Linked DNA regions of Homo sapiens: region 1 is linked to region 2. Evidence: chromatin contacts called from ENCODE Hi-C or POLR2A ChIA-PET data. All regions are on one chromosome and are shown on one strand. The core of a region is the stretch at or near the end of the contact, and the rest is flanking DNA. Distances in the headings are between cores, read along the strand shown.

The links. Hi-C counts contacts between places; a loop is a spot of excess contacts on that map. ChIA-PET counts read pairs that join two places held with the same protein, here RNA polymerase II (POLR2A). Pooled maps may share reads with other maps.
Region 1: a loop to region 2 is called in a map of ascending aorta, with 2.5 times the contacts of the local background. The contact joins the promoter of AHNAK2 here to the promoter of BTBD6 in region 2. A Hi-C loop is called at or near these places in 1 of 168 maps with a recorded cell type or tissue (ascending aorta) and 5 of 50 pooled maps. POLR2A ChIA-PET finds 5 or more read pairs at or near these places in 1 of 52 experiments (Caco-2).

The regions. Positions count from the first base shown.
Region 1 is chr14:104,976,899-104,979,971 of GRCh38, forward strand. AHNAK2 (AHNAK nucleoprotein 2) reads right to left here and starts at 1,476. Exons shown (of 7, transcript NM_138420.4): 1 at 1,285-1,476. The coding sequence starts at 1,339. RefSeq lists a silencer at 1,460-1,619.
Region 2 is chr14:105,246,989-105,250,026 of GRCh38, forward strand. It overlaps BTBD6 (BTB domain containing 6), which reads left to right and starts at 1,545. Exons shown (of 4, transcript NM_001387567.1): 1 at 1,545-2,097; 2 at 2,169-2,259; 3 at 2,372-2,490; 4 at 2,652-3,038. The coding sequence starts at 1,724. All of the region lies in intron 5 of BRF1 (BRF1 general transcription factor IIIB subunit), which reads right to left. RefSeq lists enhancers at 1,171-1,961, 2,753-3,038 and silencers at 1,337-1,896, 2,097-2,146.

The DNA of each region.
Region 1 (3,073 bases), core at 226-2,725, 270 kb before region 2:
GTCATAGTGAAAGAGGAGGGGGCCAGGGGCCTCCAGCCCACCGGAGCCATCATCCTCCCGCTGCTGTGCCCAAACACCTTGGGCTCCCATCTGCGACACCGTGAAGCAGGTGCTGTAGGGGCCTCCCTGCTCTGGAGCCCCCCAGACAAGCCTCCCACCCTAAGTGCGCACCAGACAGACAGGCCACAGGAGGGGCCTTGGTAGTGCCTGCTGCAGCTGGGGGGCATGCCCAGGCCAGGGGCACCCCTCTCACCTGCAGCATTGTCGGCACCATTAGCATTGACCTGTTTTCCCCAAGGAGTGGGGTCCAGCCTGCACCAGTGCCGGCCAGCCCAACCCCCTGGCCAGTGGCTGCCAATGCCCTGGGTGTGGTCAGCTGCAGCAGCATAGACCCAGCGCCCAAGGGACTGCCCTGCCCCCCTCAGCCCTGCCCTCCAAGATGCTGAGACACCCAGGCCCCGGAACCAGGCCCAGTGCAGGGACAGACACACAAAGAGCAGCAGGTACACATGCCGTAGCCTGCGGCTCAGAGGGAGGCTACTGACCATCCCTGGGGGCATGCCAGTAGGTAGCACCCACTTTCCCTTGCCCAGCACTGCGGGACCCTGTGGCCTGACTTTGACCCCATTCAGGCCCCTCACCAGGCCCCAGACCTCAGGCCTAGCCCTGCCACAGCCTCCACCTAGCCAGCGACCCCACCACACAGCCACACAGTAGACGCAGCCCAGCCCTGCCTGGAAGCCCCGGACCAAAGTGGAGAGCCCAGACTCCTGGACCAGCCTGGCTGCTCTCCCGCAAAGCAGGTGAGAGGGCAAGCCTGGTGCAGGTGCCCCGGGTCCCGGCGGCCCCGGCTTTCACGCCCCTTGCAGACACCAGCCCTGCTCCAGAGTGCGGTAGCACCTCCCAGGAGGCCGCCTCTCGACCAGACAGCGTCCCAGGAGCGGGGCAGGAGCGAGAAGGAGAGACAGACAGGGACCGCGAGTGACAGAGGGAGTGAGCGACAGAGACGAGTCAGCCACCGAGAAACAAAGTGAGCGACAGAGACAGTCTCAGAGGCCGGGAGAGGAGCAGGAACCTACAGCCACGGACAGGTAGAACGCGAGGCATGGGAGAAGAGACTCCAGCGGCCGGGAAGGCCCAGAACCACGCGCGAGTCCCGCAGGCGTCTCCGAGTCCCCCGCCCCCAAGGCCCGCACTGCGCGCCCCTGGACACGCCCCGGCGCGCGCCCTCGCGCGTAGCCCACCCGCCCCAGGGGAGCGGGCTGCAGGCGGGGAGGGGCGCACCGCTGCCGGGGGTTCCGGGCCAGGTGGGCAGCACCATGTGGAAGCAGTCGCACATCGCGGCGGCCAGGCGGTGCGGGCCTGGCGGCCCGTCGCGTCCAGTCGCTGGTCCCGGCTCCGGCGCACGGGGCGGGCGGGCGGGAGCCGCGCTCTGCCCCGCTGCCCTGCGCTGCCGCGGGCGGCCGACCTCGGACTGCGGACACCGCGCGCCAGGCTACCCAGCCGCTCAGCTAGGACCCCGCCCGGCTCCGCCCAGCCCTGCCGGGCCACTGCGGAGCGCGCTCGCGGGCGGTGCCGTCGGCCTCATTCAGCCCATTGGCTGCCGTCGCCGCGGCCCCGCCCCTCCCAGCCAGGCCCCGCCCCACCCCGCGCCCCCGGCCCGCCTGTCGCGTCCGCAGAATTAACTTTGGACTCCCGCCAGGGAGCGACCTCTGGATCCCCGCACCGAGGCTCCTGGACTTGCCGCTGTCTTCACCTCCCATTCCGGGGGAGACAGACACTTTAGTCAGAAGCTGGGGTGGGGGGCAGCCTGCGGGGACAACAGGGGTCGCGGGCACCGCAGGAGGTGATCTGGCAGCATAAGGACAAGATAGAATTCTGCAGGGGCTGGTGGGTGGCAGATACGAGGACGCGGCTGAGAGCGTGCAGCGGGAACAGGGCGCCCCGGGCAGGGCTGCGGGGTGGGCGCCGCGTGCGGGAGCGCCCAGCGCTGGGGGCAGTCCTGGAGCCAGAACCCCGCCCAGAGTCATCCTTTCTGCTGATTCTTGTCAAGAGCCTAGGGCCTAGGACACAGCGGCAACCAGCACCCCACTGGCCCTGCCCCAGGGGCTCCAGGTCTGGCGTAGACACAAGCAAGCCTGTAAGGATGAGGCGTTCTGCAGGGCGGCACTGCCCTGGGGGCGGGGGAACGGAGGTCCTGGAGGGCTCCTGGCAGTGTAAGCTGGGACCTTAGGGGTGAGACATGTGCCAGGCAGTGTAGGAAGCGTTCTGGAGAGAGGGGACAGAGTAGCGTGTGTGCAGAGAATGGGGGCAAAAGGGCTGGGGTTGAAAGTCAGGCCCAGTGGGCGGGGGCAGGGCAGCAAGGAGGCTGAGGGGGCTCCTGTCGGTAGGAGGTGCCACTTAAGGCTCCAAGCAGGGTCTCTGAGCGTGGTGAGAGCTGAGGAAAGACTGCGCAGGTGGCTAGGGGTGTTGGCATGGGGCACAGCTGGAAACAGGAGCAGTGGAACCACGGCCATGGTATGGGAGGGAGTGAAAGGATATGCAGGCAGAGGGGACTTGGTGAGGATCAGAGTGCAGAGGGTGGGAGCCTCCCTGGGATCTAGCTTGGGCACCACACAGAGGCAGCACACCTGGGGGTGTGGACAGGGAGGGCAGGGGCCCAAGGGAGTTCTAAGAGTTTGGTGACGCCTGGCCTGGTGTAGACCCAAACCGGGCATACCCCAGAAGGAGTGGAGTTCTGCAGGGATTGTCGGGGAAGGCAGGGCTGGAAGAGACCCAGGAGAGGACCGCCACCTCCATGAGGAGCTGCCTGGCAATGTCCAGGGGTGTGGGTCAGATGCAGGGACACACACACACACGGACACACATACGGATACACACACACATACATACATACAGAGATAAAGACACAGAGACACACAGACACACACGGACAGAGACACAGACACACAGATACACAGGTACACATACAGACACACACACAGAGGCACACACAGACACACACAGAGACACACAGACACACATGGACAGAGACACAGACACAGAGATACACAGGTACACATAGAGGCACACT
Region 2 (3,038 bases), core at 295-2,794:
TCCTTTCTGTTGCTGATGGACATGTAGGCTGTCTCCACTCTGGCCATTTGTATTTCTCCTGGAAACTGCTTATGCCCGTTACCTTTTTCTATGGAAACAGACGGCTGGGACAGAAACCACGGCCACAGCAGCCAGCGTGTCTTTGCCAGTGGGGTCCCACACTATGAAATCGCAGCTGTGGCCTCGGTGGGTGTGTCCTTGGCGGGTGCATCCACACACTTTCTCTCGGAACTTTCCGGACTCTCATGCATATGCTACAGCTTTCCAAACGGCTTGGCCGTGCGGAGTTACGCACCCACCTGCAGCAGGTGATCTCCAGCTGCTCTGCATTCCACCAACACTACGTGACAAGTCTCAAGTTCAGCCGCCTGGGGGCTCGGGCACCCCATTCCTGGGAGAAATGATGATTTGTGCACTCTGGGCCATTGCATGGTGTCTGTTCACGTCCTTTGCCCGTTTTTTAAAAAACTGGGTTGTCAGCCTTTTCCTTCCTGACTTGTAGTTGCTCCTCCATCCTGGAGAGTCCTTTGTTGAAAATACCGCAAATATCTTCTGAAGAGGACTCTCCCAGGGAACATTCACTACAACTGTAACGACCACAGAGACACAGAGCTCCTGTTCACTGTTTAGCCCAGGACTGCGGTGACAGGTGCACCCATGACCCGAGATGCTGGCTGCGTCCTGTGGGGTTTCCTGCATATGGAAGTTTTAAAAGTCTAAAGCCTGGCGGTCCAGGAGGTTGCGTGTGTGTCCTCGGGGAGGAACCCTCCTGACAGCCAGGCCTCTGGAGCTTCGTCTGCACGCGAGCTTGGCATGCACCAGCTGTGCGGCCCAGGCCAGGTGACACGGCCTCTGAAGTCTGGTCTCCTCATCAGCAAAGCCAGTGCCCCATGCCACGCACCTCCCAGGATTAGCCCCAGGCCGGGAGGCTAGAGGCCCCACAAGGAGCGAGCCTGCGACTGCGATCCACAGGCAGAGCCACAGAGGCAGGGCGCGCCCTGGGGCCCAAGCTCCAGGGCTGCAGGCCCAGGGCCAGATCCTGACTTGCCCACCCGCCGGCTGTGTGACCTTCAGCGCGCGACTAACCTCTCTGTGCCTATTTCCTCGAGGAAAATGCCGGGAAATAGCAGCGCCTGCCCCTGTAAAGCCCTCAGAGCAGAGTGGACCGCGCTCTCTGCAAGCGCTGGCTGCTGGCGTCCGTAGCAAGCTAAATCGCGAAGCATCTGAACGAACGAGGAAGCCCAACGACCATCCCACAGGCCGCGGCCAGAGGCAGACTCCGGAATGCAAATGGCCAAACAAGCAGGTCCACCTGCGTTCCTAACCAAAAGATCGCTAACTGAAGAACGGGCGCAAGCACCTGCGCATGGCACTGCGGGTCTGGGGGCGGCCGCCTGCCAGCGCCGGGAGCCGCCTTCCACGGCTACCTCTGCACAGCGCGCGGCTCGCGCCGGTTGCTGGGCAGAAGCTCGAGCAGCTTCGAGGATGTCGGGCCTGGGGGCGGGGCCGCGAGGCAGCGACGTCGCGCGGGGCGCGGCCCTGACGCAGCGTGACGCACCGGCGCCGCGGCGGGTACGGGCTCGGGCGGGCGGGCGGGCGGGACGGCGCCCCCCGCGGCCGGGCCTGGCCGGGCTGCGCTAGGCTGGGCTCGGGCAGGGTCGCAGGGGCGGGGGTGGCAGGGGAGCGGGTGGCAGCCCCGCGGGTCACAGCGCCGCCGCCGCCCATGCTGCTGCCCCTAGCCTGCCTGCACGGCCGCGTCGCTCAGTGCCTGACCTCCTTGCTTTTGCTTGCAGAGCCGCTCCCGAGGCCCCGGCGCGGCGCGAGGGCGCGGGGCGCGGCGTCCACAGGCGCCGAGGCTGCCCCCGCCGCCCCGCCCGCGAAGATGGCGGCGGAACTCTACGCTCCCGCCAGCGCCGCGGCCGCGGACCTAGCCAACAGCAACGCCGGCGCCGCCGTGGGCAGGAAGGCCGGGCCGCGCAGCCCGCCCAGCGCCCCCGCGCCAGCGCCGCCGCCGCCCGCGCCCGCGCCGCCCACACTCGGCAACAACCACCAGGAGAGCCCCGGCTGGCGGTGCTGCCGCCCCACGCTGCGCGAGAGGTGAGCCCGTGCCCCGCGGCCCCCGCGCCCGCGCGCGCCCACGCCCCCAGCCCGTGCCTCTACCTTTGCAGGAACGCGCTCATGTTCAACAACGAGCTCATGGCCGACGTGCACTTCGTCGTGGGGCCCCCGGGGGCGACCAGGACGGTGCCCGCCCACAAGGTGGGTAGCGGCGGCCCCTCTCGGAACGCGTGCCCCGTCCGCCCCGTCCGCCGTGTGGCTGACACGCAGCCTGCGGGAGAGCCAGGCTCACGGCGGCGCTTTCTCCTCCCAGTACGTCTTGGCTGTCGGCAGCTCCGTCTTCTATGCCATGTTCTACGGAGACCTGGCGGAAGTCAAATCTGAAATTCACATTCCAGACGTGGAGCCCGCAGCCTTTCTGATCCTCTTAAAGTAAGTCCACTCTACTGGGGAGGGACGGGTGGGTCCGTTTTAGGCGGCCTCCGGAGGCTTCTGAAGGGAAGCACACAGGAGCTGATGGACTCCTCTCCCAGGCCCAGCCCCGCGATGGGTGCTTGGGAGCCAGCCCCTGACGCGGGCCCTGCCTCGCCTAGGTACATGTACAGTGATGAGATCGATCTGGAAGCCGACACGGTGCTGGCCACTCTGTACGCTGCTAAGAAGTACATCGTCCCAGCATTGGCAAAAGCCTGTGTCAACTTTCTGGAGACAAGTTTGGAAGCCAAGAACGCCTGCGTCCTGCTGTCCCAGAGCCGGCTGTTTGAGGAGCCCGAGCTGACGCAGCGCTGCTGGGAGGTCATTGACGCACAGGCCGAGATGGCCCTACGGTCCGAAGGCTTCTGTGAGATAGACCGGCAGACGCTGGAGATCATTGTCACTCGGGAGGCCCTCAACACCAAAGAGGCGGTGGTCTTCGAGGCCGTCCTGAACTGGGCCGAGGCGGAGTGCAAGAGGCAGGGGCTGCCAATCACCCCACGAAA